Linked DNA regions of Homo sapiens: region 1 is linked to region 2. Evidence: read pairs that join two places in POLR2A ChIA-PET (ENCODE). Cell type or tissue: B cell. All regions are shown on one strand. Links, peaks and the distances in the headings refer to the core of each region. The heading gives the core; the rest is flanking DNA. Region 1 has its middle 110 kb from the start of ATF7IP. Region 2 has its middle 59 kb from the start of ATF7IP.

Evidence for each region. ChIA-PET counts read pairs that join two places held together with the same protein. Peaks named below come from ENCODE experiments on the same cell type or tissue, not always from the same donor. Only the 100,000 strongest peaks of a DNase experiment are listed, where the experiment ranks them.
Region 1: POLR2A ChIA-PET joins it to region 2 with 7 read pairs; 6 of 35 experiments call an interaction of 5 or more read pairs at or near these places.

The regions. Positions count from the first base shown.
Region 1 is chr12:14,250,375-14,255,755 of GRCh38, forward strand. It overlaps the pseudogene GNAI2P1. Among named protein-coding and RNA genes, the nearest start is that of ATF7IP, 110 kb to the right of the region's middle. In B cell, for the core only: no CTCF peak of the experiment used is centred there; a DNase peak (open chromatin) is centred at 2,561; H3K27ac peaks cover 706 bases.
Region 2 is chr12:14,304,376-14,309,756 of GRCh38, forward strand. No RefSeq gene overlaps it. Among named protein-coding and RNA genes, the nearest start is that of ATF7IP, 59 kb to the right of the region's middle. In B cell, for the core only: no CTCF peak of the experiment used is centred there; a DNase peak (open chromatin) is centred at 2,846; H3K27ac peaks cover 687 bases.

The sequences.
Region 1 (5,381 bases), core at 284-5,283, 54 kb before region 2:
CTGTGGTAATCCTGTTTTCCTTTCATTTTTGTGCAATAGATGTTTCAGGATGATCAAATATATTATTTAGCTATAGGTTCCAAAATCATAAGGCCTTTTAGAATAGTGCTATTCAAAGACTATAAAGCTATGTTGCACTTTTGCAACTATAGACATATATGTGATACTTCTGAGAATTTTTATTTAAGCCAAACAAAATAAAACAAAACACCATGATCTCTTGAACATTGTCATTGTCACTGTACTATTTCATGGCCAAGCCAAAATTCTTTGAGAGCAGATAATAGGAAAGATAGTATTTCATACAAAGTTGAGAAAATCATGGATGGCTAGTACAGGTTAACTAAATTATGCAAAGGCATGTATTGAGATGATGACACAATAAAGACAGGAATTCGGGGCTTTCTCTGTTTTCATTCAGAGACAAGAAAAGACTAGGCAGCAAAGCTGGGCATGGTGGCTCACACCTGTAATCTCAACACTTTGGGAGGCTGAGGCGGGAGGATCACTTGAGCCCAAGAGTTTTAGATCAGCCTGGGCAACATAGTGAGACCCCCCATCTCTACTGAAAATCAAAAATTATCTGGGCATGATGGCAATGTGCCTGTAGTCCCGGCTACTAGGGAGGCTGAGGTAGAAGAATTGCTTGAGCCCAGGAGGTTGAGGCTGCAGTGAGCCTTAATAGCGCCACTACCATCCAGCCTGAGTGACAGAGTGAGGCCCTGTCTCAAAAAAAAGAGACCAGGCAGCAGCTACTGACACCCTAGCTTACTACCCATCTCTGGGCACTATCTCTTATTAACCTATCTTTGAATTTTTATTAGGGTGACACCAGCAATAGTCCCATACTCCTAATCCAGGTAAGGGAAAAGAGAGCTGGAGGCAGAAACAAGGAGGGAAGGGATGAAGATGGAAAAGAGAGAAAGAAAATGAATGCCAACTAGTCTTCCTCTCCTCACTTTGGCAGTGATAGACTCTTGCTCACTCCCTTTGTGCACTCTGGTAGAAAAGCAGCACATTCCATTTAGTTATGCCTCTGTCAGCACGGCGAGTGTTATTTAATTGCAGAAAACAATTTGGAGATAAGAGTGAGATTCAGGAAGGAAATTATTTTCCTTTCTTTTCAAAAATGGTACAAAAATAACAAGAACAAAACCATACTTAAGGAAGGAAGTAGATGGAACACAATAATATGGAGAACCATTATTCCTTCCCAGATTAGGCAGGAGAGCTAGGATCTAGTCCTATCTGGCCACACAAAACACATGGTTCAAGCTTTCTGGAGTTCCGTTTCCTCATCTGAAAAGGCAGGGGGTTAATTTTGTATTAAGATACTTTGAAGAAGGAATAACCATTTTTCGTGAAAGTTCAAGGGAGGATATAAAAAGAAACTAAGATTTAACAACACTTATCTTGTGCCAGGTAATTAGCACTAGGATTTTTAAAGTAGAGACTCAAGCATCCTGGGTTTGTGTTTGTGTTCTGCCTTCTACTAGCTGTGTGACCTTGGGCAAGTTACCTAACTTCTCTGTGTTTCCTTGTCCCCAGCAGAAAATGGGAACAATGGGCCAGGCACAGGGGCTCACGCCTGTAATCCCAGCACTTTGGGAGGCTGAGGCGAGAGGATCACTTGAGTCCAGGAGTTCAAAACCAGCCTAGGCAACATAGCAAGACTTCCTCTCTACTAAAAATCTAAAAATTAGCCAGAAGCAGTGGTACAAGCCTGCAGTCTGAGCTACTCTGGAGGCTGAGGCAGGAAGATCACTTGAGCCCAGGAGTTCAAGGCCACAGTGAGCTATGACTGCACCACTATACTCCAGCCTGAGCAACAGACAGAGATCCTAACTATAAAAAATAAAAATAAAATGGGAACAATTGTACCTTCTCCAAAGGGTGGCTATGAGGAAAACAGTTTATATATACAATGTGGTTTATACATACTATATATACATATATATCATAACAGTAAACTGGCACAAAGTATTGCTATGTAATTGCTCTTATAATGATTATTACAACTTTATAGAGATATTTTTATAGATGAAAAAACAAAATAGATGAGGAAACCACGGCTTCAGAGCTTTGAGTTTTTCTGACCTCAATATTCGGTCTCTCAACTATTGATTACCCTGAACCAGTTAAAAGAAGTGAAAGTCAGCCGGGCGTGGTGGCTCACGCCTGTAATCCCAGCACTTTGGGAGGCTGAGGTGGGCAGATCACCTGAGGTTAGGAGTTCGAGACTAGCCTGGCCAACATGGAGAAACTGTCTCTACTAAAAACACAAATTAGCCGGGTGTGGTGACGCATGCCTGTAATCCCAGCTACTCGGGAGGCTGAGGCAGGAGAATCTCTTGAACGCCAGAGGCGGAGGTTGTGGTGAGCTGAGATCGTGCCATTGCACTCCAGCCTGGGCAACAGGAGCGAAACTCCATCCCAAAAAAAAAAAAAAAAAAAAAAAGAAGTGAAAGTCACAGAATTTTGTAGTCAGTTAGGGAAATCCTACCAGTTTCACAACGAGTCAATCAAAACCTTGCAATAAATACACAATAAAGCTGTGCTTCAAATGTCCTCCAACACCTAGCACAGCTTTTAGAACAGCTAATTTGCTTAGGTGAAGAAATGCTCCAGGCAGGGCACAGTGGCTCATGCCTGTGATCCCACCTCACTGGGAGGCAGAGGTAGGAGTCACTTGAAGCCAGGAGTTTGAGGGCAGCCAGAGCAACACAGAGAGACCCTGTCTCTGTGAAAAAATAAAAAAATAAATAGGCCAGGCATGGTGGCTCATGCCTGTAATCCCAGCACTTTGGGAGGCCCAGGCGGGTGGATCATTTGAGGTCAGGAGTTCAAGACCAGCCTGGTCAACATGGCGAAAGCCCATCTCTACTAAACATACAAAAATTAGCCAGGCTTGGTGGTAGGCACCTGTAATCCCAGCTACTAGGGAGTCTGAGGCAGGAGAATCGCTTGAACCAGGGAGGTGGAGGTTACAGTGACCAGAGATTGCACCACTGCACTCCAGCCTGGGCAACAAAGTGAGACTCTGTCTCAAAAAAAAAAAGAAAAATAGAAAAAAATAACCAAGTGTGATGGTGCATGCCTATAGTCCCAGCTACTCTGGAGGCTGAGGTGAGAGGATCACTTGAGCCCAGAAGTCAAGGCTGCAGGGAGCCAGGATCAGGCCACTGCACTCTAGCTAGCATCAGTGACAGAGTGAGACCCTGTCTCAAAAAAAAAAAAAGCCCCAAAGACATTACTCTTGTGTTGGGCTGAAATCCAGTGAATTGGTGGCCCCTCTCTCTCTCTCTCATCTGAAGGTTTTCAGAGATGCAAATTGCCTACTTGAAATTCTGTGGCATTAGACTTCTGCTTGGATGAGTCCCTGGCCAGGAGTAGAATCTTTTTTTTTTTTTTTGAGACTGAGTCTTGCTCTGTCACCCAGGCTGGACTGCAGTGGCACGATCCCAGCTTAGTGCAACCTCTGCCTGCCGGGTTCAAGCGATTCTCCTGTATCCCCTCCCTAGTAGCTCAGATTACAGGCACCCACCACCATGCCCAGCTAATTTTTATATTTTTAGTAGAGACGGGGTTTTGCCATGTTGGCCAGGCTGGTCTCAAACTCCTGACCTCAAGCGATCCACCCACCTCAGCCTCCCAAAGTGCTGGGATTACAGGCGTGAGCCACCTCGCCCAGCTAGGATCCATTTTTTTTTTTTTTTTTTTTTTGGGACAGAGTCTCGCTCTGTCACCCAGGCTGGAGTGTGGAGTGCAGTGGCGCGATCTCGGCTCACCGCAACCTCCACCTCTTGGGTTCAAGCAATTCTCCTGCGTCAGCCTCCTAGTAGCTGGGACTACAGGTGCATGCCACCACACCCAGCTAAGTTTTTGTATTTTTAGTAGAGGTGAGGTTTCACTGTGTTAGCCAGGATGGTCTCAATCTCCTGACCTCATGATCGGCCCACCTTGGCCTCTCAAAGTGCTGGGATTACAGGCGTGAGCCACCATGCCCGTTGTGTGTGTGTGTGTGTGTGTGTGTGTGACACGAAGTTTCAATCTTGTTGCCCAGGCTGGAGTGCAATGGCATGATCTCAGCTCACTGCAACCTCTACCTCCCGGGTTCAAGCAATTCTCCTGTCTCAGCCTCCCGAGTAGCTGAGATTACAGGCGCCCGTCACCACCCCTGGCTAATTTTTGTATTTTTAGTAGAGATGAGGGTTTCTCCATGTTGGCCAGGCTGGTCTCGAACTCCTGACCTTCGGGTGATCCACCCACCTCGGCCTCCCAAAGTGCTGGAATTACAGGCATGATCCACCAGGCCTGGCCGCCAGGATACTCTTTTAAAGGAGGAATTGGTAAATCCTTTCCCTCTGGTGATAGGGACAGTTTTGATAAAGATGGAAGGGGGAAAACCATGTGCATGACTCCAGACTCAGAAACCAAAACCCAAGTTGAATTCCATCTCAGAGTAAAATCAAGTACTACAGATGAGAAAACACAGACGGTAAGAATTATAAGACTAGTGTGTCTTTTCTTAGGGGATAAAAGCTGTTTGACAGCATCTGCAACAAGTGGTTCACAAACACGTCCATCATCTACTTCCTCAACAAGAAGGAGCTGTTGGAGGAGAAGATCACACACAGCCCCTGACCATCTGCTTCCCTGAGTACACAGGGTCCAACAAGTATGATGAGGCAGCCAGCTACAACCAGAGTAAGTCTGAGGACCTGAATAAGCACAAAGACACCAAGGAGATCTACACACACTTCACATGCGCCACCGATACCAAGAACGTAGTTCGTGTTTGATGCCATCACCGACGTCATCATCAAGAACAACCTGAAGGACTGGGGCCTCTTCTGAGGGGCAGTGGGACCTAGCAGGATGGGCCACCACCAACTCTGTACCCCCCAACCCCTGAGGAAGATGGGGCAAGAAGACCATGGTCCCCACCTGTTCCCTGGACACTTTTCTCTTCTTTCCTTTGTTCTTAGCTCCCCCATCCCCTCAGCTTCAGACATAGGGGAGGGGTTGCCACAGGCCTCCCTGTTTGAAGCCTGCCCTTGTCTGAGGTGCCAGTAATGGCCATGGTACCCCCTTTCTGGGCATCTTTCTGGTACCCCCCAGAAGCTGTGAAGATTCTATTCTACTCAGTAGCTCTCATTATGTAAAGAGGAACCCTGAAATAAATCAGTTGTTCCTGAAAGTTCACAAGAGTAAGAAAACAGACTGAATCGTAAAAGAACTAACTGGTATAAAAGAAGAAGCCAGAAAGTAGTGGACTGGGACCAGAGAAATAATATTTGAATTTAATTAATCTGTTCAACAAATATTTGCTCCTTGCTAACATTTTGCCAGGTCCTATGCTTGTTATACAGTTTTGATCA
Region 2 (5,381 bases), core at 323-5,322:
CAAAGCAATCTTAAAAAAGAATAAATTTGGCCGGGCGCGGTGGCTCACGCCTGTAATCCCAGCACTTTGGGAGGCCGAGGTGGGCAGATCAGGAGGTCAGGAGATTGAGCCCATCCTGGCTAACACGGTGAAACCCCGTCTCTACTAAAAATGCAAAAAATTAGCCGGGCCTGGTGGCTTGCACCTGTAGTCCCAGCTACTCGGCAGGCTGAGGCAGGAGAATGGCGTGAACCCGGGAGGCGGAGCTTGCAGTGAGCCGAGATCGCGCCACTGCACTCCAGCCTGGGCGACAGTAGAGATTCCGTCTCTAATAATAATAATAATAAAGGGAGACTGCAAGGCTAGAGGAAGAAGAAAGGACCTGCCCCTTTGTATCTGCTTGTGCTTCCTGTGAACATCATGCCAGCAATGCTTCTTTACACTTGCCATGGCAGTTTCTTATTATAACATCAACTCCCTCTAGTTTGCAGTTTTTCTAACAGGGGCATAATGAATTTCCATGTACCTCCAATACCCTCAGAGACATCAGCACCAGCTGACTGGCACTCCTTCAGCATCCCTTCAGAAGTCTGGATTTTAGCTCCACAGAACCTCTCCTTTAAATTTCTAAGTTTTAGGCTGGGTGCGGTGGCTCATGCCTGTAATCCCAGCACTTGGGGAGGCTGAGGCAGTTGGATTACTTAAAGTCAGGAGTTTGTGACCAGCCTGGCCAACATGGTGAAACCCTGTCTATATCAAAAATACAAAAAAATTAGCCAGACGTGGTGGCACATGCCTGTAATCCCAGCTACTTGGGAGGCTGAGGCAGGAGAATCGCTTGAACCCGAGATGTGGAGGCTGCAGTGAACCGAGATAGTGCCACTGCAGTCCAGCCAGCGCAACAGAGTGAGCCTCTGTCTCAATAAATAAATATATAAATTTCTAAGTTTTTTTTTTTGAGACGGAGTCTCGCTCCGTAGCCCAGGCTGGAGTGCAGTGGCACGATTCGGCTCACTGCAAGCTCGGCCTCCCGGGTTCACGCCATTCTCCCGCCTCAGCCTCCTCAGTAGCTGGGACTAAAGACGCCCACCACCACGTCCGGCTAATTTTTCTGTATTTTTAGTAGAGATGGGGTTTCACCATGTTAGCCAGGATGGTCTCGATCTCCTGATGTCGTGATCCGCCCTCCTCGGCCTCCCAAAGTGCTGGGATTACAGGCGTGAGCCACCGCGCCTGGACAATTTCTAAGTTTTAATAATTCCAACCTCTTCCCTTTGTTGTTTTAGTGCTGGGGTGTTAGCTGCTTATTGCAACTGCCACTTCCATGATATCTCAGAGTTGTCTTTTTATCTTTTTTCCATGGCTAGTTAAGAAATTCATACTTAGTAATAATTTTTATATTAAATCCATTTTTTCGAGTTTTCTATTTTCTGATCAGCCCTTAATACATATAAGGATAGACCTTACTTTGTATGGTAGTACAGGATCATACAAATAATTGGGGAAGCCAAAACCAAGCAAAGTCATCTTACCAATCAATGGATATAGCAAGATGAAAAAGTTCTAGAGATTGCTTCACAACAATGTGAATACACTTAACATTACTGAACTGTATGCTTAAAAATGGTTACGATGGTAAATTTTGTTATGTGTTTTTTACCATAATAAAAAAAAGTGGAAAAAATAACAATTGTCTTTTGACCTTCAAAAAATTTTATCAAGATGTTAAAAACGGCCAGGTGTGGTGGCTCATACCTGTAATCCCAGCACTTTGGGAGGCCAAAGCAGGAGGATTGCTTGAGCCCAGGAGTTTGAGTCCAGCCTGGACAACATACTGAGACACTGTCTGTACTGAAAAACAAATGAAAAAAGACATTAAAAACTTTCTGTCAGTCTAAATGTATATAGGGGAAAAAAAGAAATGAAAAATATTTTTAGTACACCATACTTCAAAATATTAGAAACATTGAGAAACTACAGTGTTATATTTATTTGTAAAAAAAAAAAAAAAAAAGTATCAAGAGTAGTTTGAACACGGAGCTCATATCCAAGGATAATCTTCTGGTACAAAAAAAAAAAGAGTAGTTTCTACAGTGGTTGTCATCTTCTTTTGTCATATAACTTACAATATGGAGGAACATATTTTCCATGCCTTGGAAAACTGTAATGTACCCTTCTTAGTTTGATAAGCTTCCAACATTTTATCTTTTGTGCTTTCAAGGTTATATCTCCAAGATTTTATTTTAACATGAAGATTTTTTTGATAGCATCACTTTCTCTGAGACGTAGCCATCCTTTTTTTTTTTTTTAACCACAATTATTTTCTTTTACTTTTCTTTTCTTTTCTTTCTTTTTTTTTTTTTTTTTTTTTGAGACAGATTCTCGCTCTGTCACCCAGGCTGGAGTGCAGTGGCGCCATCTCGGCTCACTGCAAGCTCCGCCTCCCGGGTTCACGCCATTTTCCTGCTTCAGCCTCCCGAGTAGCTGGGACTACAGGCACCCGCCACCACGCCCGGCTGATTTTTTGTATTTTTAGTAGAGACGGGGTTTCACGGTGTTAGCCAGGATGGTCTCGATCTCCTGACCTCGTGATTCGCCTGCCTCGGCCTCCCAAAGTGCTGGGATTACAGGCGTGAGCCACCGCGCCCGGCCTCATTTTCTTAATTATGTCAATAAACTCACTATTTACTAAGTTCCTCTGGCTGCGTATGTAGAATCTCGTTAATGGTAGCAATGTGAACATCCCTGAAGTCAGCTATTTCTTCTATAACTCCATTATGTTTGATTTGCATTTCACTTCTGGCATCATCAACTTTAGTTTCTTTGCTGCACTTTCATCTTTGTTGGCCAACTTCCTTTTTTGATTTTCTATTTTTGTAAAATGCTATATAGGTTTATCACTGGAGAGAAGAAAGCAACACAACTACATGCTTTGGTGTCTGTGGGTGAAATGAACAGAGGCACAATGATCAATCACTGACAGATTTTGAAAGAAGAGATACGATAGATCCCTGATTATCATGTGCATGTTTTATTTACATAGTGATTTTTGGACTAAACAGCAGCAAAAGTTTTACTTCATGCACTTATTCCCAATTAATATACCATCATAAGTGAAATTGAGCCATGTTGTTGGGGCACTGGTATTATTTTTTTAGACAGAGTCTCGCCCTGTAGCCCAGGCTGGAGTGTAATGGTGTGATCTCGGCTCACTGAACCCTCCGCCTCCTGGGTTCACGTGATTCTCCTGACTCAGCCTGCTGAGCAGCTGGGACTACAGGCACTCGCCACCACGCCCAGATAATTTTTGTGTCTTTAGTAGAGGTGGAGTTGCACAATGTTGGCCATGCTGTTCTTGAGCTCCTGACCTCGTGATCCTCAGCCTCCAAAAGTGCTGGGATTACAGGCGTGAGCCACCGCACCTGGCCCTGGGCACTGGTATTATTTAACTAAACCTTGCTGTTATCTGTTGGATTGTGACCCCAAAAAACAATTTGAGTCCTTACTCTCAGAACCTCTGAATGTGAACTTATTTGAAAATAGGGTCGTTTCATATGTAATTAGTTAATATGAGGTCATAGTTGAGTAGGGTGGGGCCTTAGTCCAATATGAATAACATCTTTATAAGACAGTGTGAAGATAAGAGAAAAAGACCATGTGAAGATAGAGGCCGAGATTGGAGTTATGCAGCTATAAGCCAAGAAACCCTTAGAGCTACCAGAAACTAGAAAGAGGAAAGGAAGGAGACAGACTTGCCAGCACCTTGATATCAGACTTCTGGTCTTTACAACTATGAGAGAAGAAATTTTTATTGTTTTAAGTCACTCCGTTTGTGATATTTTGTAACAGTGGCCCCAGGAAACTAATACACATGCTAACTAAAATTTGTGCATATCAGAACTGTGCAAAGCAAGGACTGCCTATACTCTCAATTTATTATATTATTATTAATATATTATATGTACTTTTTTTTTTTTTTTTTTTTGAGATGGAGTCTCTCTCTGTTGCCCAGGTGCAGTAGCGCGATCTTGGCTCACTGCAACCTCCACCTCCCCAGTTCAAGCAATTCTCCTGCCTCAGCCCCCCGAGTAGCTGGGACTACAGGCACGTGTCACTATGCCCGGCTAATTTTTTTGTATTTTTAGTAGAGATGGGGTTTCACTGTGCTAACCAGGATGATCTCGAATGCCTGACCTCGTGATCCGCCTGCCTCGGCCTTCCAAAGTGCTGGGATTACAGGTGTGAGCCACTGTGCCTGGCCTATATATATGTATTTTAATCAAATTAGCTAACTGCTATTTCACAGAGAGAACCAGAAAGTAGGATATTGATACCTGTCACATGTAAGCATTTTAACAGGTTGGTGGAGCATATCTAAGGTGACCTTTATAGCCACACACACATCATTTTAACACTTTCTTAAGGTGGTGAAAATGAACACTTTCAGCTGCTTAACAACATATAAAATAAGAAGGAAAAGTATATATAAAAATTATATTTGATGACCAATGTTTCATTATTCTATCATATTTAGGTAATATCCAGGTTCAAATATGAACCATTAATTAATAGTAGTAATTCAGTGTCTTAAAGTTCTTAAAGATTTGTCTCAAGACTAAGCATCCTGGAGATTAAGCTGACATAGTACAGAACATAATTACTGTTGATATGAAAGTTTGTCAGTATTATAATTCAATTTAGTTGAATACATAATTTTATATATTTTATAATCTTAAATGCTTATATTGTACTCAATATATATTACTGATCAAATCAAGGAGAAGACATATAACTCTTTTTTTCTTTTTTTTTTGAGTCGGAATCTCGCTCTGTCACCCAGGCTAGAGGGCAATAATGTGATCTTAGCTCACTGCAACCTCTACCTCCCGGGTTCAAGCGATTCTCCTGCCTCAGCTTCCCAAGTAGCTGGGATTACAGGCACCCGACACCATGCCTGGCTAATTTTTGTATTTTTAGTAAAGACGGGGTTTCACCATGTTGGCTAGGCTGGTCTCTTTGGCCAGGCTGGTCTCCAACTTCTAATCTCGTGATCTGCCCACCTCGGCCTCCCAAAGTGCTGGGATTACAGGCCTGAGCCACTGCCCTCAGATTTTTTTTTTTTTTTTTTTGAGACTGAGTCTCACTCTGTCACACCGGCTGGAGTGCAGTGGTGCAATCTCGGCTCACTGCAACCTCTGCCTCCTAGGTTCAAGTGATTCTCCTGCCCCAGCCTCCTGAGTAGCTGGGACTACAGGCATGTGCCAACCATGCCCAGCTAATTTTTATAATTTTAGTAGAGACAGGGTTTCATCATGCTGGCTAGGCTGGTCTTAAACTCCTGACCTCAGGTGATCTGCCTGCCTCAGACTCCCAAAGTGCTGAGATTATAGGCATGAGCCACC